Linked DNA regions of Homo sapiens: regions 2, 3 and 4 are each linked to region 1. Evidence: read pairs that join two places in POLR2A ChIA-PET (ENCODE). Cell type or tissue: GM12878. All regions are shown on one strand.

Region 1 (5,000 bases):
CCTAAAGTGCTGGGATTACAGGCGTAAGCCACCGCGCCCGGCCTAATTTTGTATTTTTTTTAGTGGAGATGGGGTTTCACCATGTTGGTCAGGCTTGTCTCAAACTCCTGACCTCAAGTGATCTACCCACCTTGGCCTCCCAAAGTGCTGGGATTACAGGTGTGAGCCACCACGCCCGGTCACCAATGGGATTTTAATAACCACAATAATACCTATGGATTCACAGACCTCCAGTCCCTCAAGATGTGGCCTATATGGTGGAAACCACCAGCAGAGGGAACCCAGGTCAACCAGTGAGAAAAGACAGAAATCACAATAGTGGAAATAATAACGAAATAGCGACCTTTTCAATCTTTTTTATAAACTTGTTGCTTTTTAATAGGTGAGATAGTCCCATGGTTTGAAAATGTAAAAACATAAAAAGGTATAAAGTCTCCCTCCCACCCTTTCCCCCATCTGCCCAGCTCCCACCACCACTATTACCCGCTAACACCCTTATAGCTATTCATTTATGTATTAATATTATTCAGGCATATGCAATCAAATACAAATGTATGTTTTTGCTTTTTTTACACAAATGATAGCAAAATGATACTTGCTTTTATTTCTTAACAGTATGTCATAGAGATCTCTCCATATCAGTACATGCAGAGCTTCTTCATTCTTTTTTATAGCTGCATAGTATTCCACTGTTTATATTCACCATCAATGATTATTTAATCAATCCCCTACTCATGAACATTTGGTTTGAAATAAAATCCCTTTATAACAAAGCATATGTTCAAATACATTTATTGTACCTGCTAACAAATCCAAAATACTGGGAATCCAACCTCCTACCAGGACTTCTACCCATACTATGTAGAAACCAGAAGAGTCACTGAAAGGAGATGGTGATGGAAGCAATGCTAGTCTGACACCACCCACTCCAACCTCCAGAACTGAGGAAAAGCACTGGCCCACATGCACTCTCCATTAATTGTGGGCATATATACCTGGGAGGGGCAGCCTGACATAACTAAAGGAGAAGTGGAGTCAGGAGACCTGGGTATGAGCCTTAGTTTCACCATTTCCTGGCTACCTGATTCTGTGCAAGTCACTTAAACTCTCTGAGCTTCAGGTTCCTCATCTGCAAAATGAAGATAATAATATTTTAACTCAACAAGCTAATTGTGAGGACTACAGAAGATGAATACACGAACATACTCTGTAAACCATAAAGTGTAATACATACACTGTATGGTTTTTCAACAATGATGCAAATTGTTATTATGGGTCAATATCAGCAAGAATAACTTAGAATTTATATAAATATACATGTATGTACAGAAAAACTTACCAATAAGAGTCGCCAAAGAGCAATGAGGTACTGTTGGCGTGAACCTGATAATAACCAGATATTCTTCTTCATTTATCTCCTGAACTTCCACACAACTTTCCGAGACCACTTCCAGTTCTTCTAAAGTATTGGGCTTTTCTGGGTCCCGGATAGTTCTAATCAAATCTAAAGAATCATCAGAGATAAGATATTCTATTAAAACATGACTATTCTAAATAAAGATGATTTTGCCAGGCCTAATTTAAGCACTGACTTCTCTTACGTTTAAGCAAATAGTACAGCAACTCCCAGGTTTCTGACAGAAATTTTCACTACTGGTTTCCTCTTGAGAAAACTGTTTTCTTGGATTATTATAAGACCATATCCAGTTTCTCCAATCGGACATTGCAGAGAAAATATAATAAGAATGGAAACAGTGTCATGGAAGCTCAAGAGGAAGAAATAACTTTCAGCTTGAAAGAATGTGGTTATCAGGCTTTATAGGAGCGGAATCTGAATCAAGCCTTGAAAAATAGGTAACATTTCAATATTTGACATTTAAAGTGAAGGAAAGTAGCTGGGCATGGTGGCTCACACCTGTAAACCAACCACTTTGAGAGGCAAAGGCGGGAGGATCACTTGAGCTCAGAAGTTCGAGACCAGCCTCAGCAACATAATGAGACCCCCGTCTCTACAAAAAATACACACAAAAATTAGCCGGGTGTAGTGGTGCAGGCCTGTGGTCCCAGCCACTCAGGAGGATCGCTTGAGCCCAGGAGGCAGAGGTTGAGAGCGGAGATCGTGTCACCGCACTCTAGGCTGGGCAACAAAGCGAGACCCTGTCTCAAAAAAAAAAAAAAAGTGAAGGAAAGTAAAGTAAAGAAGAAGAACCCTAGTTTGCCTGGAAGCAGGCATAAGTGAAAGGTGTTTTAGAGTATGAGATTTGGGTCTGACCATCAAGTGTCTTTTACAGCCAGCTACCGGCAATAGCAAGTCCTCAAGAGGTTTGAGACAAGTGACATGGACAACACTGTGCTGTCAGCTGGTAACTCATCATCAGCTGCTAGACTCAGACTAAAAAGCAGAACCAATGATACCAGCTAAAAACACCAGGCCTAAAATAGTATCTAGGACAACACTGGCAGAACTAAAAGAAACAGAACGAGGAAGAAATTTGGGTGGGGCATAGAGCAAATGAGTTCAATTTCACACAGAATGATTTTGAGGTGCTTAAGGGGTTATCCAATGGAGTTTTCTAGCAAGTGGTAAACTGTAGCATAGAGTTTAAAACAGCATCAAAGCTAGAGTGGTTGTCAAACCCACAGGATTCACAAAGAATAAGTAGAACCTTGGCTGAACATTGGAATTACCAAGAATGTTTCAAAACAAACAACAAGGCCGGGCGCGTGGTTCAGGCCTATAATCCTAGCACTTTGGGAGGCTGAGGCGGGTGGATCGCCTGAGGTCAAGAGTTCGAGACCAGCCTGGTGAACATGGTAAAACCTCGTCTCTACTAAAAATACAAAAATTACCCAGGCGTGGTGCCGGGCGCCTGTAATCCCAGCTACTTAGGAGACTGAGGCAGGAGAATCACTTGAAACCAGAAGGCAGAGGTTGCAGTGAGCCGAGATCCCGCCATTGCATTCCAACCTGGGCAACAGAGCAAAAACTCCGTCTCAAAAACAAAAACAAACAAACAAAAAAACCTGATGCCTGGGCCCCAATTCCAGAGACTCTGATTTAATTGGTTTGCTGGCCTTTGAGTTTTAAAAATTTCTCGGGTTGTTCTTAGGTACAACCCAGTATGAGAATCAGTGGTATAAAGAAAAAAGAGACCCAACAGATCCATGCGAAGCACCTAACTTAGGGATCAGAATGAGAAACAAAAGCAAAAAGAACTAGAGGAGGGAAGAGAGGGATGGTTAATAACATTAAATGCTGCAGAAAAATTCAGGCTCATGAGAGCTAAAACAGGTCTTTCATTTGTCACCCCAGCCAGCTGTAAGAAAGCAGTTTCAGTAGAGAGTGCGTGCGCTGAAGCCAGCTTGCAAAAGGGGAAGCAAGTAGGAACTGAAAATGTCTTCCTAGGGCCTTAGCTGGGAAGGGAGGGACATGAAAAGGACAATGACTTTATAAGGAAGCTAGAACAATGACAAGGATAAGGGCAACTTTGAGGAGAGAAATTGAAAATATAAGTTGGGAGGAGCGGAGACTGGTAAAATAAGCAGAAGGGAGTGGGATCAAATATTTAGAAGTCTCAGTTGGCCTTGGAGAAGACAAGATTTCTTTCTTACTCTGAGGCTGGAGAAAGAGATGAAGGAAAGGAGAACAATAAAGAGAAATGGTGAGGTAGAAAGGAAAGAAGCAGAATTTTACATAGAATGTGCTTGAGGTTCTCAAATCTGAAGTTTTGTTTTATTATTTATCACACAAAATTATATGTAATCAGAAATGCAACTGGGAAAAACAAGAACAAATTCTATTTTCTCTTTAATTTGCTCCTGGGCTTGTCACTTGATTAGAAACAGAATTTTGCCAAACATGACGGCTCATGCCTGTAATCCCAGCACTTTGGGAGGCTGAGGCAAGTGGATCACCCACCTGAGTTCAGGAGTTCAAGACCAGCCTGGCCAACATGGCAAAAACCCGTCTCTACTAAAAATACAAAAATGAGCCGGGTGTGGTGGCATGTGCCTGTAATCACAGCTACTCAGGAGGCTGAGGTAGGAGAATCACTTGAACCCAGGAGGCTGAGGCTGCAGTGGGCCAAAATTGTGTCACTGCACTCTAGCCTGGGTGACAGAAGAGACTCTGTCTCAAAAAAAAAAAAAAAAGAAAGAAAGAAGCAGAATTGGAAAACATAGGCAAGAAAGTCGACAAAGCTTCTCTTTCACAGAGCTGTGTTATCATGGGACTTAGGGAAACAGAGTTTTCTGAAAAGGAATTTTCTGCCTCTCATACTAGGCTTTCTCCCCATAAGGCTCATTTAATTGTATTATATTCTTTATATGCCACTAAACCCTGAAATTAAATATCATCCTTATTAAATTTCTCTAGTTTTCTAGTTTCTAGATTTGAGAGGTTTGGCTTTACTTCTTTAAAAAGAAAGAAGGGCCGGGTGTGGTGGCTCATGCCTGTAATCCCAGCCTTTGGGAGGCCGAGACAGGCAAATCACTTGAGCTCAGGAGTCCAAGACCAGCCTGGGTAACATAGCAAAACCTCATCTCTACAAAAAAATACAAAAATTAGCTGGGCATGGTGGTGCATGCCTATGGTCCCAGTCAGTCAGGAGGCTGAGGTGGGAGGATGGCTTGAGCCCTGGAGGTGGATGGAGGCTGCAGTGAGCAGTGATTGCACCACTGCACTCCAGCCTGATTACCAGAGTGAGACCCTGTCTCAAAAAAAAAAAAAAAAAAAAAAAAATTTAAAAGAAAGTTCTCCTCATATTACTCCCCACACTAACATTCTTCCACAGCACTGCACTATTAAAATTCTTCATTTATATTTAAAACCTTCAGTATCCAACTGCATCCCACTACCTAGAACAATGTTCAACCACATCTTCACATTTAACCACAAACCCTATCCTATAGCCCCATCTATCTGTCATTTCCTATCTTCTTACCTCCATGCTTTTAAGTTTCCTCTTAGTATGCCCTCTGACCCTCTACATATCTAGATC
Region 2 (5,000 bases), 90 kb after region 1:
TTACTGCATTCAAAGTATACTATTAAATCCAAAGCTAAACTTCTAGCCTTCAAAGTAATAGCCACAAAGGTGAATTGAGAATGGGGTGGGAGCTGGGAACAGGTACGGCCATCCTTCAAGCTCTGACAATGTTTGAATCAGACCACGCTTGGTACAGTGGTTCTCAACATTGGCTACATGTTAGAATGACCTGAACTTTTAAAATTCCTGATGCTCGGGCCACATTTCAATAAATTAAATCAGAATGCCTGAGGCCAGACTCAGACATTTGTATTTTCTACCATGCCCCAAATGACTCCAAAGTGCAGCCAGTTGAGAGCCCAGAGGGTGGGAGTAACATATTGTTTATTTAAGATAATGTAATTTTGTATGGAAATCGAAAAACTGTGAGTACCATTAATATCTCCAAAGTCCCTGAGAATAGGAGCATGTTTCCTTATTAAAATGGCCTTTTCCTGGCATAACCAGCATAACCCTCACCCCCTTATATATCAGTGCCTTATACAAGCTGGGAGAAGAGCTCTGAAGCTGCCTACAGTTAGCAGGGGCTCAACAAAAGACAGTCAAGTCATCCTCATTTACTTTTGATGTATTGGGTAGGAATCCTCAAGCCCTGGTTTTCCAAGCAAAAATTTTCTTTTTTTTTTTTTTTTTTGAGATGGAGTCTCGCTCTGTCGCCAGGATGGAGTGCGGTGGCACAATCTCGACTCACCACAACCCCTGCCTCCTGGGTTCAAGCGATTCTCCTGCCTCAGCCTCCTGAGTAGCTGGGACTACAGACGCATGCCACCACACCCAGCTAATTTTTATATTTTTAGTAGAGACGGGGTTTCACCATGTTGGCCAGGATGGTCTCAATCTCTTGACCTTGTGATCCTCCTGCCTCAGCTTCCCAAAGTGCTGGGATTACACGTGTGAGCCACTGCACCTGGCCAAAAACTTTTGTGTGTGTGTGTGTGACAGGGTCGCACCTATCACCCAGATTGGAGTACAGTGACATGACCATAGCTCACTGCAGCCTGAACCTTCCAAGTACCTAGGACTACAGGTGCATACCACCATGCCCAGCTAATTTTTAATTTTTTTATAGAGTTGGGGTCTCATTATGTTGCCCAGGCTGGTCTCAAACCTCTAGACTCAAGTGATCCTCCTGCCTCAGCCTCCCAAAGTGCTAAGATTACAGGCATGAAGCACCACACCTGGCTAGAAAGGACTTCTTGAAGGTAAAATGAGTTCATCAAATAGACTGGCAGGGCTGGGCACAGTGGTTCATGCCTGTAATTTCATGACTTTGGGAGACTGAGGCAGGAGGATCACTTGAGCTTGGGGAATAGAGGCTGCAGTTAGCCATGATCGTGCCACTGCACTCCAGCTTTGGCAACAGAGAGAGACCCTGTCTCAAAAAATAAATAAATAAAAAAGATGGGCAGGAGACCAGGGGAATAGGCAGGAAAGACAACAATACAAAGTACATCTGGAAGGTGGAAGAATGCAGGTCTCAGTGGCATCTCACTAACTTACATTTAGAGGTATAAGAGTGTTCTGGCTTGTATTAAGCTACCTGGGGGCTCATGAGACTACTTAGGTACAATATCACTATAAATACGTTGTCTGCTTCAGAAAACAAGACCCTGGGATATCCTGAAGGTTCTCAAAGGGCTCACAAGAAAGGTCCTCCATATCAGGGATAGCAGCAGTTACTGACTCATGGTGTCTCTATCTCTCCCTACCTGGTATCTTCTTGAAGTCTAAATCTGGATCTAAATTTGGGATGGGGAAAAAAGTGGTAGAAATGCTGCTTTTGCAGCAGAATTGGCAGTTATCTCACCTTCCACCCCAGATTTTAAGAGTTTAAACACAGACCATGCAGCGCACCAAGGGGCTGGTGGTATGGGTGGGGCAAGACATACACATGCAAGAGAAGCAGAAAAGGGTGTGGGGCAACCTCCTTACCCTCCTGAGATGAGTATGACTTCCATTCTTTTCCCACACTCTCATTCACAGATGCAGACTATAATATTTTTCTTGCCTGACTTAGTCTCTCTGAAGCCAGAATCATTTGAGAGTGAACAAAATGGCCCTGAACTCCTTGTTCCATGATTGTACATCCAGTTGCTAGCCCACAATCAGAAATCGAATGCTATTCAGCATGGCCCATGGTTTAACAGCAGATTTTTCTCTATATCCCATATAGAGCAAGAAGCTCCACAGCCCCAAGAAGCTCATGGCTACTATCCACTGTAGCCCTGATAACATGATTCTTTCGGTTCACTATGTCTTTTTCATGTGAACTAGAAAAATGTGACTGTCTTCCCCGAAATCACAGCTAAAGAAGGGCAGTAGCAGCCTTAAGGTACCATGCAAAAATTAAAACAGTTAAGGAAGAAAGCTGTGGTTACAAGCATGAGAAATCCAGTCTGAGACGAGCAGCACACAGAGAGGAAGAGACAGAAAAGATTTTTCAACCCATGACTTAAGAGCCCCCTTGAAAGATGTACGTACTTAGCTTCCTCCACTACCTCCACCTCGGCATGAGCTGTGATTGGTGCATTGGAGTGGGCTCCCGTGGGATCATCAACATTCAGCTCTCCATTGGTTGAGCTAACCACCTGAAACAGAAAGACAGAAGTGTGTGACAGGCACCATGGCAACAGAAATCTCTTGCCAGCGCCAGACAGGGTCGCTAAACAGGCAGTGTCTGGAATGTTTGTTTTCCTGGGTTAAGGGATCAATTTAGGGAAGGTTCCCAGGCCCATATCATGCGAGAACACTAATATCAATGATGTAATCATATAATGATGATAATAACTTACATACTGAGTGCCTACTCCGTGTCTGACACTCTGCTACATTGTGTGTGTAAATCTAATCCTTACAAAAATCTTATGAAATAGGTTTTTTTACAGATGGAAACACTAACAAATGACTTAACCAAGGTTTAGAGTTAATATCTGTGAATTTCCATGAGGAAAATTTGTTCTAAACACAGATTCTTTCATATTGCAAAAACACACACATTACTTTGTTAAGTTAAAAATAACTGCATGGCTGACTTCTAAAGGTAAAATCACTTGGCTCCCTTGAATGTGATGGGTGAAGTCTAGTTCTCTCAGTTTATTATGCTATAATGATATAGACTTAGTGCTGATGTTGAAAGAAAAAGTTCTAAAAAGGAAGTCAACAGTGGGTACCAGAAACTATAAATAATCACACTTTCCTTCAGAAATTTCCTCATGGCTTTGAGCACTGGTTCGAAGTTACAAATAACAAGATTGTCACATCCTCTCCGACAAGAGGGAAGATGGTAAAAAAACACTCTCCCTTGGAAAGCCAGTCTTATTTCAACGATCTTTATTTCAGGTTCACTGCCATCCCAGTTCTCACTGATGGTCCCCGAAATGTAAGTGAAGGCTCTCACTCCTGTCATCTGGTTAATGTGGACCCAATCAGGCTTCTCTTGCATGTGTAGCTGCTTCTGCCACCTGGTTTCATTTCCAGCACATTATTCCTGTTTATGTGGGTGCTGGGAAGTGGGAAAAGGGGCCTCACTGCTGGACAAAACACTCTGCTTGTTAAAGACCTTGGCTGAAACATGGGAGAGAACACAAAATAGGATAAACAATTTGGATATCATATGCCCTTGGATAAGTACTTCCATCTATTTGAGATTGTTTCTTATAGGTTGATGAGAGAATTATACAAGAAAATGTATGAGACTGTCTAGTATAATACCTAGCATAAATAAGGGAAGCAGCATAGTGTAGAAATTGCCCTAATCAGCCCTAAGTTTGAACCCCAGCTCCACCAGTTATTTGCTGTGGGTCTTTGGGCAAGATCCTCAGTCTATGCCTAAGCTTCCTAATCTCTAAAATGGGAGAACAATGCTGCTTACCTAATGGTGTTTACTGTGCAGACAACCCACAGAAAGTGCTTAGCCCAGTGGCATGAGACATGGTAACAGCTCAATAAGTGGTCATCTTACTGTTATTCTCTCTCCGTAACTGTTTATTCTTATCTGCCTCTAGCTCAGGGGTCCTCACCAGCAGTTAATCCACAAAAATTTCCTGAATAGTCATAAAGAGGAGGGTGGGAGGAAATATATAGTACACGTAGCCTTTGGGACAGATAGGGTGAATACTACTTACTAGCAAGCTATATCCGCTATTATTTCTAAACAAGAAATAATTATTGTTCTCATTAGTAACCCGTTTTTTTTTTTTTTTTTTTTTTTTTTGAGAGAGAGAGTCTTGCTCTGTTGCCCAGGCTGGAGTGCAGTGGCATGATCTCGGCTCACTGCAACCTCTACCTCCCAGGTTCAAGCGGTTCTCCTGCCTCAGTCTCCTGAGTAGCTGAGATTACAGGTATGTGCCACCACACCTGGCTGTTTGTTTGTTTTGTTTTGTTTTTAGTAGAGATGGGGTTTCACCATGTTGGCCAGGCTAGTCTCGAACTCCTGACCTCAGGTTGTCCACCTGCCTTGGCTTCCCGAAGTGCTGGGATTACAGGCACGAGCCACTGTGCCCGGCCTCCAGCTGAATCTTTATAGAAGACTTTTATTTGTTTAAACACAGGGAGACTTAAAGATTAAAACGGATTAAAAGAGACTAAGACATTGTAAAAGACTGATGAGGCATATTGCATTGGTTAATGTGAGGCATGAACCTTGATTAAATCCTGGACACTACAATATTAATTCTGGGGACAACTGGAATTAGGTGGAATGTGACATGAACTATATATTAGATATTATGAAATTAACTTTCTTAGAATGTCTTCGTTCTTAGAAGATACAGGCTGAAGTACTTTGGGATAAGATATAATGATGTCTGCAACTTACTTTCATATGGTTTAGCAAGCAAACACACACACACACTTTCACTCATAGATTTAAAGCAAATATGGCAAAATCTTAATAATTCGTTCAGCAAGGTTAAAGATATACAAGAGTTTATTGCATTTCCCTCCCGATTTCTCTGTAGAGTTGAAATTTTCAATACAAA
Region 3 (5,000 bases), 330 kb before region 1:
GTAACATGTAATTAAAACAAATGAGTAATAATGGCATATTCTAATTCTCATCCTTGTATCTTTGGGAATTAGCAATCTTAGTTTAAAAGGAAGAAGATATAAATGTAAAGGTTAAGTAAAAATTCTATAGCTGTGAATTTGAAAGTATCAGTATGAACTCATTAGGTATCTTAGCTTTAAAAACACATGTATACACATCCTAGCTCTGTCTACCATGAATATAAAAACCTAGAAATAAGACCAACTCAGTAGCAGTAAGCATTTCTAGCACCCTGATTGTGGTCTTGAAATATCATTTTCCAATAAAAGAAACCAGGACTTTTTTCAGAAAACTAGCTAGATGATTCCAGATTGGGGGCAACAAATGTGTAAGATCAGCCAGAAACAATGAAACGTATCAGAAAGCAAGGAGGCTCTAAAAGATTATGAGGCTTATGTTAAAATAACTTAGGAACCACCCTGAAGAGACTAATAGCCAAAAATGAAACAACATGACCTTCACTGCAGATAATAATTCAATGTGCTGAAACTCAAATAGGCTTAAATCTGTGGGTTCATAATGATTATTTATTTATTTATTTATTGAGATGAAGTTTTGGTCTTATTGCTCAGGCTGGAGCACAGTGGCATGATCTCTACTGACTGTAACCTCCACCTCCCGGGTTCAAGCAATTCTCCTGCCTCAGCCTCCTGAGTAGCTGGGATTACAGACGTCTGCCGCCCCACCCAGCTAATTTTTTGTATTTTTAATAGAGACTAGGTTTCACCATATTGGCCAGGCTGGTCTCGAACTCCTGACCTCAGGTAATCCACCCACCTCGGCCTCCCAAAGTGCTGGGATTACAGGTGTGAGCCACTGCACCCAGCCCATGATATTTTTTAAATGAAGTTAATTGGCCAAGTTTGGAGGATGGTAGGAAGACAATTCATTAAATTGAAAACTGGTAAATAAAGAGCAGATAGAAAGAATCAAGCATTTATTCTGCTCTTCCCATATAAACTGTAGCAGAGTAATCAGTCAATAAGGGAATCTCTTCACAAAAATATTGCAACTAATTGTTGGGAAAAAGCTGAGTGTTGCGAGGGAAACTGAGGCAGGGCTTGCATAATGTCCTCTCGAATGTGTCTAGACTTGCTGGCTCCTTGCTTCTAGCTCTCCTAGGCTCCTATTCCCATTATCTCAAGTAGCAGAACATGTTCCATATAAATGCTAAACCATCACAGCTGTAGACCATGCGCCTGCCCTTTTGACCTCCACATTCTCACCACCTATTTCTTTGTTGGATTACCAATAAATACCGTGGGGTCCCAGAGCTCAGGGCCTTTGTGGGCTCCACAATAGCCATGGCCCCCTGGTGTCCCACCTTTCTCTCTCAAACTGTCTTTTTCTCAATCCTTTGAATCCACCGGACTTTGTCACCCCCACGACCTGGTGTTGGGTCTGATCACCCCAACACTAATAAAAAGAAACGATAGAATTAGAATATCATATTTTTGCAACAAAGCACAAAAGAATTAATATAGTCATTAAGCATCAAGGGCTAATACCACAAAGAGAGACAACCAGATAGAACCTAATGGAAGAATACATGTATACAGACATAACACCTGAGACTGATCAAGCCTCTGGATCCAGCTGCCAATTTATAGGAAATACAGAGGATAAAGAAACATAAGGAACTGCATCATGAGTAATCTATCAGTAAAACCCAGACTGTGGGAAATGCTACAGCCTAGAAAGCCTAGATTCCTGAACAAACATATTGAAGGAAAAGAAAAATGGAGGAGGGAACCTAGAGATTAAAATATTTAAAAGACTTTCCTTTTTTTTTTTTTAATGGGCAAGACTATAGTGTCTAAGGATGCACATCTGGTTGACAGAACTATAAAGAAATGCAAGGAAGTGGTCAAAGTCACAATAGTGGTTACTTTGGGGAGGAGAAAAGAGGTTATGACAAGGCTGTGAAAGGGCTTCTGCAATGACTAAGAAAATTCTTTACCTAGGTACATATTAGAAGGGTATTTATTTTATAATAATTCATTAAGCAATATATGTGTATGCTTTTCTATGTGTTTTACTTAATACAACATTTTTTCAATTAAAGTTACCAGCACATAATTCAAAAATCAAAATAAATGAAAGGGTATACATTGAAAAGAATGTCTCCTACTCACCCCACCCCCACCCTAGATACCCAGTTCCTCTCTCTAGAGGTAACAACTGGTGCCACTTCCTTTTGTAGCTTTTCCAGAGAAAATGGATTATTTTTAAGGGATAAATACATGCCATAGCATTTTAACACAAAGTTGTTAATACAAAAGCCACGATTATTACGTACCTCTTCAAAGAGACATAATGCTGCCTCGTAAAGGGAGCACAAGCCATCCGATGTTCTGGTTGGTTCTCTCCACTGACTCCGATCAGCAGATGAACCCTATAATTAAAACATTGCGGGACACAGCGTAGGAAGGGGAGAGACATATGCATTAAAATTAGTTAAACAGTCTACAAAAACAACACCTATTTGAAGACCTGTTTATATAATTATGTGCACTGAAACCAAATCCTAACATTAGGTCATGAAACTAACTTTTGCAAGGAAGTTTTATTAAACGAGCTGGCTACTGCATCACATGATAAATTAAGTGCCAATCCCTCACTGATTACCTGATTAAAAAGTGATTTATTCCAAGGGACACAGGGCTCTCGAAACAATCAAGGAAGTGGAATTCTGCCAGTTACACACTCTTTGGGTGACCAGTATCCAGAAAATGTGGTCTCAGGAAATACTCCCCATGGGTATATTGCCCACCTGCCTTCCACCTGACAGAATACAGCCAGCTTTAGTAATGACGTGACCAAAGCAGCAGAAAGTCTGTCCCTCCCTTCTTAGTTTCACCACAACCAAGGTCCCAGTGTTACAGTGTTACAACCCCCACCACCAGGTATGTCAGGTGACCATCAAGTGATGGTCAGGCAGTGGTTAACTGTCTCTCTAAAACAATAATTGACTGCAGCCAGCACCAGGGAAAGGCAGTCTCCCAACAGACAGAAAAAAACCCTGAAACTTGTGATCAGCAACTTGCTAATAAGATCTCAGGAGCTGGGTGAGTGGGATCAAGCATGCACATTAAGAGGCAAAATGGAGGAGTTTAACTGGTATATGACCTTCTAGGGTCTTGCTCTGTTGCCAAGGCTGGAATTCAGTGGCAAAGATTATTGCTGTGAAAAGGAAATAAAACCTTGAGACTCCAATTCACCCTGACAAAAGAAAAAAATTAAGCTGACGGCTGACTTATGCAAGAAGCTGCCTTTCCTTTTGTTCCGAAGCAGATAGCTACAGATGAAAGGGTGAATATCCTCATAGGTAACTACTCTCTGTTCACCTTATCTTATATAAAATGCCTATCTACTGAGCGCCAGAGAAATACATAATTCCACTATTCTGCTCCTTTTCTCTTGCAATTTGTGGATTCAGTAATGCGACCATACCCTCCTTTGTTCTCCTCCAGCCTGCTTACCCCCTTTAAATAGTGAAGCCCTCAATATCACCTTTGGAAAAAGGCACAGATCTGTGTAAACCAAAAATAAAATTCAAAGGCCCCCAGCAACCATCTGAATGGACTCCCTCCTATGGGAGGGCACTCTAAAATTTAACCTGAAGAACTGATTCAGGCCAGGACGGGAAGTGGGAGATCGGACATGCCTCATTATATCCATCCAGCGTTAACATCAATACTGATCTTAAGTCTAAAAAGAAACATTTACAGTCTATTCTCTCTAAGCCTGCTACTTGGAGGCTTCATCTGCATGATAAAACCTACCTCTCCCACAACTCCTTATTGTAACCCACACATTCCACTAACTCTTTCAACGAACGGCCAATCAGAATATGTTTAAATCTACCTATGACCTGGAAGCCCCCCACCTCGAGTTATCCCATCCTTTCAGATCAAACCAATAAGATCTTACATGTACTGATTGATATATTATGTCGCCCTAAAATGTATAAAAGCAAGCTGTACCCCAACTGCCTTGGGCACCTGCCACCAGGACTTCCTGAGGCTGTCACAGGCATGTCCTTAACCTTGGCAAAATAAACTTTATTTTATTTTTTTGAGACTGTTTCGCTCTTGTCACCCAGGCTGGAGTGCAATGGCTTTCTAAACTGATAGAGAAAGATCAATTTCTTGTCTCAGACACTTCTTGGTTTACACTCATCTCCCAGGCATTGTCCTTAACCTTGACAAAATAAACCTAAATTGATTTGCGACCTGTCTCAGATAGTTTTTGGTTTACATAACTCACTATAGCCTCAACCTCCTGGGCTCAAGTGATCCTCCCACCTCAGGATCTACTAATAAAGCTTATTATTAAGGCTTATTAACTATTAGTAAATATTAAAATGTATTTATACTATTAATATAATCATAGAGGTCAAACATTAACTTCATCAATATTAATCCGATTAATTTGATTAATACTAATTTATTTATGTTATATTATATATTAGTAATTAATTAAAATTAATATCATTAAAAGCATATTAGCCAGGCACAGTGGCTCACACCTGTAATCCCAGCATTTTGGGAGGCTGAGGTGGGCAGATCACTTGAGGTCAGGAGTTCAAGACCAGCCTGGCCAACATGGTAAAACCTTGTCTCTACTAAAAATACAAAACTTCTCAAGGTATGGTGGCATGTGCCTGTAATCCTAGATACTTGAGAGGCTGAGGCAGGAAAATCGCTTGAACCCAGGAGGCGGAGGTTGCAGATCGCACCACTGCACTCCAGCCTAGGTGACAGAATGAGACTCCGTCTCAAAATAAAAAACAGCACATTAATAAAGCTTATCAACTATTAATGAAGCTTACTTAGAATTTTTTAAGTTTCGTAATACATTAAAGGTTAGGGGTTTTTTTGTTTTGTTTTGTTTTTGAGACAGAGCTTCACTCTTGTTGCCCAGGCTGGAGTGCAATGGCACGATCTCGGCTCACTAT
Region 4 (5,000 bases), 120 kb before region 1:
TCTACCTAGCAACCAACTCAGCTCTCTGCTGGACAATTTATTAACAGAACTGTACTCACAGGGTTTGTTTTCCTAGTCTATGGGGCCCACAACACTGTAACAAAAGTTCTATTTCCTTTTCCTCTATTCTGAGAAGGGGAATAACAATAACAGCTACTATTACCGAGCACCTATTCCATATCTGGCACTTAATGCTTCTCTCTAACCCTTACAGCTCTGCCAGGTAGGTATTATTTGCATTGAAGCTGAAAAGCTGAGGTTCAGGTGTATCATGGTACATGGTAACTCAGCCTGGCTAACTCCAAGCCAGTGCTCTCCCCACCACAGCGAGCTGCCATAAAGGCAAGCCAAACATCACGAACCTGCTGCAGTCATTGGTGCCTGTTGGGCTCCAGCCACTCCTCCTACCAGACCCATTCAAGAAAAGACAAAGGAGCCCATTTTGAAGCAGCTCTCCTGGAGCCAGCAAAGACACAATAAAACAACAAGTTAATTGTCCACAGCAGTACCAGGAAGTCACACAGGTGCAATCAAGGCAGACCATTTCCTGCTGTTACTACCCTGAGGTCCAAAGGCCTGCCCAGGCCTCACCATCCTTGGTGACCCCCATTTTTACCCTGTGACGCCTCAGTAAAACTCTGGAAGACTTCTGTTGGAGGTATTAAAAAATACCGTGACAGCCAGGAGCAGTGGCTCATGCCTGTAGTCCCAACACTTTGGGAGGCTGAAGTGGGCAGATTGCTTGAGCCTAGGAGTTGCAGACCAGCCTGGGCAAAATGGCAAAAACCCATTTATACAAAAAAATACAAAAATTAGCTGGCCATGGTGGCATGTTTCTGTAGTCCCAACTACTTGGGAGGCTGAGGTGGGAGGATTACCTGAGCCTGAGAGGTCTAGTCTGCAGTGAGCTGAGATCACGCCACTGCACTCCAGCCTGGGTGACAGAGTGAGACCCTGTCCCCCCCAAAAAGAAACACCAAAAACAAACTGACAATCATGGCCAGACGCAGTGGCTCATGCCTGTAATCCCAACACTTTTGAGAGGCTGAGGCGGGTGGACCACTTGAGCCCAGGAGCTCAAGACCAGCCTGGGCAAACATGGCAAGACCCCGCCTCTACAAAAAATACAAAAATTAGCCAGGTATGGTGGCACACGCCTTTAGTCCCAGCTATTCAGGAGGCTAAGGCAAGTGGATAGATTGAGCCCAGGAAGTCGAGGCTGCAGTGAGCTGTGATCACACCACTGTGTTCCAGTTGGGTGACAGAGCGAGACTATCTCTATTAAAAAAAAAAAAAAAGTGACAGTGAGCCTAAGGAAGGAGGACCATGCTAAGGGGACTCATAGAAGGTCACCCTATCAGGCAGAGTAGAGTAAGAGCTGGGGTAGGGACTCATATGGGAACTGAGCTCATGCCCTGGCATAGCCACTGTGAGATAATGGACATGCCAGACCCTCTCTGGGCCAGGGGCACAAGCCAGAACTTGGGTGTCATCCAGAACCCTGTCCCCTCCTTCATCTCTACCTCTAATTAGGCACCTAATCAATCCTCAGATTGACCTCTGCAAAAGATCTTGACTCTGTCCTCTCCTCACATCTTACCTAGATTATTGCTTTAGCCTCCTAGCTGAGCCCCAGCCTCCAGGCTGTCTCCAGCCTATCCATCCTCCCAGCCAGAGGGATCACTCTGAAACAAGTACATGCTTACCTCACTTCTCTGCTCACCTGAACCCTTATCTCTCAGGGTAAAGTGCAAGCTCCTTGGCTTAGCTCCCAGACCCTTGTGTCTGCTTCCTGCACTGTTCCTGGCTTCTTCCCCAGCCACTCAGCACACACTTCCCATGCCTGTACTTCCCTGAATGCATTGTGCTGTTTTGTGACCATGTATTCTGCTGGCCTTTCTTCCTTATAAGGCCCTTCTCTTCTTCTATTTCCTACCAATCCTTCAGAACTCAACTACATAGCACTTTTTCCAGGGAGCCCTCTCTGATATCCCGGTTGGACTTAGATGTCCCCTCCTTTAGCCTCCCCACCCACCCTGGGCTTCCTTCTAGCATAGTACTTAGAGTTGCTGGTTTTTCTATCTCCTACACTAAGGTTCCTGGAAAAGATGAAGTAATCTCAGACAGGGCCTCAGTGAATTTTGTATCAGCAGCAATACCCAAGCACCCAGCACCATGCTTGAAAGACCACAGGGATTTCTGGATAGAAAAATGAAGGGATCTCCCCAGCAAACAGGTCATAGAATTGATCAAAGTTAGAGGACTTTACACATTAAGTATCTGTATAGGCTCATCAGTCTATGCAACTGAGCTCAGTTACTAAGGGAACTGATCCTTCTACTTTGACCACATTCTTGCTTTATGAAGTCCTATGTGGTCACAGTGAACTCTCTCAGTCCTGAATACCAGTCACCATAAATGATCAGTGGCCCCTACAAGCAGTTTTATGACCACAGTTTGGAGCACAGTAGGGGTTGTGAGTTGGGGAGGGCAGCCAGTGGTCCCTGGGCTCCAGGATTTACAAGCTCTGGTCAAGGGATGATGGAGGCTGCACTATGAATGGGTCTGGCGAGCCAGCCAACTTCAGCAATCCTCCAAACATTTCTAGTTTTTTGTTACTGAAAAGTTCAGTCTTGTGAAAGGTGTTTGGTTTCAAGTTTCCTGTCACTGGTCTACTTATTTAGAAAGTGTTCCCCCCTGCTCCCTGAAATAAATAAGGTGCCTGAAGTCTGATTTAAGCAGCTTCTTGCAGTCAGCTCCAGTGTGCAGAAAACCTGTTATGAAAAATGAAACTGAGAAGGTGGACATTTCCGTGGCATCATCTTTCCCATGAGCTCAGGGTTTTTCACTGTAAGATGAGAAAGAAGGGCTGGTCGGCACTGGGCCCATCCTGGGAAAGACACCAGGAGGGACTAAGCCTCTTCTTCCTAAACTTGATTCTTTTCCCTTTCTCCCCTTACTGACCTTGAGATCAAAGTGAGCAATTTTCTTTGTGTGAAGGTAGTTCACCCCATCCAGGATCTGCTTAATGAAGCTGGTGGCCTCCTCCTCACTCAGTGACTCCTTCTGGGCCAGGAAATCGAAGAGCTCTCCTCCAGACACTCTGTAAAACACCAGCGGGGGGAGGGGAGGCCCAGGCCCAGTCAGCTCTGCATGTCATGAGGCTGGGCTGATAGGGGCAAGCCCTCATCCTGACCCCCCAGGGACCTTGTATGGCAGAATCCCCCTGGCTTATTTCTGGGGCTTTGTCTGTCCAGTGCCAGGGACTGACTTTGCTCCTATTTGCTTTGTTCTTTCTTTTGGATCACAAGGGCAGGAATCACCCTGGAGGTGTTGTCAGAAGAGCCTCTGCTCCCACTCTAGGCCCTGGTCCCAGTCACCCTGGAGGTTGCCCTCTCCCCTCCATATGCCTGAGATGGCAGGGGACAAAAACAAGCAGATTATTTAGCCTGAATGTTTGCGTTCCTCCAAGTTCATATTTTGAAATTCTAACCCCCAAGGTGATGGTATTAGGAGATAGGGCCTTTGGGAAGTAATTAAGTCATGAAGTTAGAGACCTCACAAATGAGATTAGTGCCCTTATAAAAGAGACCCCAGAGGGCTTACTTTCCCCTTGCACTATGTGAAGTTACAGTCAAAAGACAGCCATCTATGAGGAAGTGAACCTTCATCTTGATCTTAGACTTCCCAGACTCCAGGACTGTGAGAAATAAATTTATGTTGTTTGTCAGCCACCCAGTTTATGGTTATTTTGTTATACAGCAGCCTGAATGAACTGAGAGAGGAAATTGGTACCAAGTGTGGAGTGCTACTGTAACAGACACCTAAAAATGTGGAAGCTGCTTTGGAATCAGCTAACAAGTAGAGGCTGGAAGAGGTTTGGGGTGCCAACTAGAAAAAGCCTACATTGCCATGAATGAATGGACTGTAAGGGTGGTCCTGGTGAGGGATCACAAAGAGAGGAGATTCTCAATCTTCTTAGAGAATACCTAAGTGGCCATCAACAAAATATTTGTAGAAATACAGATGGAAAGGCCATTCTGATAATGTCTCAGATGGATATGAGGAACATGTTACTGGTCTGGTCAATGGAGGAAAGGGCATCCTTGTTATAAAGTAGCAGAGAACGTGGCTGAATTGTGTGTGTGCCCTAGTGTTTTATAGGAGGCAGAACTTGTAAGCAATAAAAATGGAATATTTGGCTGAGGAGATTTCTAAGCAAAGTGTTGGAAGAGTGTCCTGGTTCCTCTTGACTACTTAAAGTAAAATGTGAAAAGAAATGGTTTAAAGACAAAATTGTTACTCAAAGGGAAGAAAGCTTAAAAGTATGCAAAATTCTCAGCCTCCTCATATTGGAAAACATAAGAAAACCTGTTTGGGAAGGAACAAAGGTATGACCAAGCAACCATTTGATAAAAAGATTAATATGGCTCTCCAGGGAAGCCAGGTGCTATTCATCAAGACAATAAGGGGATTAGTCAGCCATCTAAACAGAAGCCAGGACCTATTGTCCAAGACAATGGAAGAATAACCCTGAAGTCATTTCAGAGATCGTGGGGGTGAAAAGAGGGGTGTCCCTCCCATCACAGATTCATAGTGCCAGAGCTTAGAGGGCAGAATGATATCAAAGGAGGGGCCTCCACTGCCCAGTGCTGCCTCACATTGTGGGCTTTGCTCTCCAAACTCTGTTGCCATACTCCTCAGACATACCAGGTGTGGCTCCTGGAGGGCAACAGTGTGGCAAGCTCTGTGCCAAGCAAAGCTGGTGGGTGTGTGGCTGCTTTCACCTGGATTTCACAAGATGCCTTAGAGAGCTGGTGGGCCCCTGGGCAGAGAACTGCCTTTGGTGTGGGGGCCAATGTTTGGAGAGCAAAGCCTTATGGGCAGGGTTGCTCAAAGCTGCAGGGGCAAGACCTCCATTCCACCCCCATGGGCCTGGAGGGCAGAGCAATGAGCCAAAGATTCTTCTCAATGTTTTGTACTGGCTCAGAACCTGTCAC

What was found. ChIA-PET counts read pairs that join two places held together with the same protein. Peaks named below come from ENCODE experiments on the same cell type or tissue, not always from the same donor. Only the 100,000 strongest peaks of a DNase experiment are listed, where the experiment ranks them.
Region 2: POLR2A ChIA-PET joins it to region 1 with 6 read pairs; 4 of 35 experiments call an interaction of 5 or more read pairs at or near these places.
Region 3: POLR2A ChIA-PET joins it to region 1 with 5 read pairs; 7 of 35 experiments call an interaction of 5 or more read pairs at or near these places.
Region 4: POLR2A ChIA-PET joins it to region 1 with 5 read pairs; 3 of 35 experiments call an interaction of 5 or more read pairs at or near these places.

Annotation. Positions count from the first base shown.
Region 1 is chr15:64,087,348-64,092,347 of GRCh38, forward strand. It overlaps CIAO2A (cytosolic iron-sulfur assembly component 2A), which reads right to left. Exons shown (of 5, transcript NM_032231.7): 2 at 1,340-1,504. Among named protein-coding and RNA genes, the nearest start is that of CIAO2A, 4.0 kb to the right of the region's middle. RefSeq lists enhancers at 2,083-2,142, 2,193-2,242. In GM12878, a CTCF peak has its summit at 4,895; DNase peaks (open chromatin) are centred at 2,404 and 3,344; H3K4me3 peaks cover 3,036 bases; H3K27ac peaks cover 3,011 bases.
Region 2 is chr15:64,177,846-64,182,845 of GRCh38, forward strand. It overlaps CSNK1G1 (casein kinase 1 gamma 1), which reads right to left. Exons shown (of 12, transcript NM_022048.5): 11 at 2,503-2,609. Among named protein-coding and RNA genes, the nearest start is that of PPIB, 17 kb to the left of the region's middle. In GM12878, no CTCF peak of the experiment used is centred here; a DNase peak (open chromatin) is centred at 2,536; H3K27ac peaks cover 412 bases.
Region 3 is chr15:63,761,757-63,766,756 of GRCh38, forward strand. HERC1 (HECT and RLD domain containing E3 ubiquitin protein ligase family member 1) reads right to left here. Exons shown (of 78, transcript NM_003922.4): 3 at 2,340-2,435. Among named protein-coding and RNA genes, the nearest start is that of HERC1, 70 kb to the right of the region's middle. RefSeq lists enhancers at 3,376-4,133, 4,949-5,000. In GM12878, no CTCF peak of the experiment used is centred here; DNase peaks (open chromatin) are centred at 1,904 and 2,988; H3K27ac peaks cover 1,012 bases.
Region 4 is chr15:63,968,459-63,973,458 of GRCh38, forward strand. DAPK2 (death associated protein kinase 2) reads right to left here. Exons shown (of 12, transcript NM_014326.5): 4 at 2,965-3,103. Among named protein-coding and RNA genes, the nearest start is that of DAPK2, 76 kb to the right of the region's middle. RefSeq lists a silencer at 2,932-3,226 and an enhancer at 3,974-4,721. In GM12878, no CTCF peak of the experiment used is centred here; DNase peaks (open chromatin) are centred at 2,433 and 2,753; H3K4me3 peaks cover 883 bases; H3K27ac peaks cover 4,518 bases.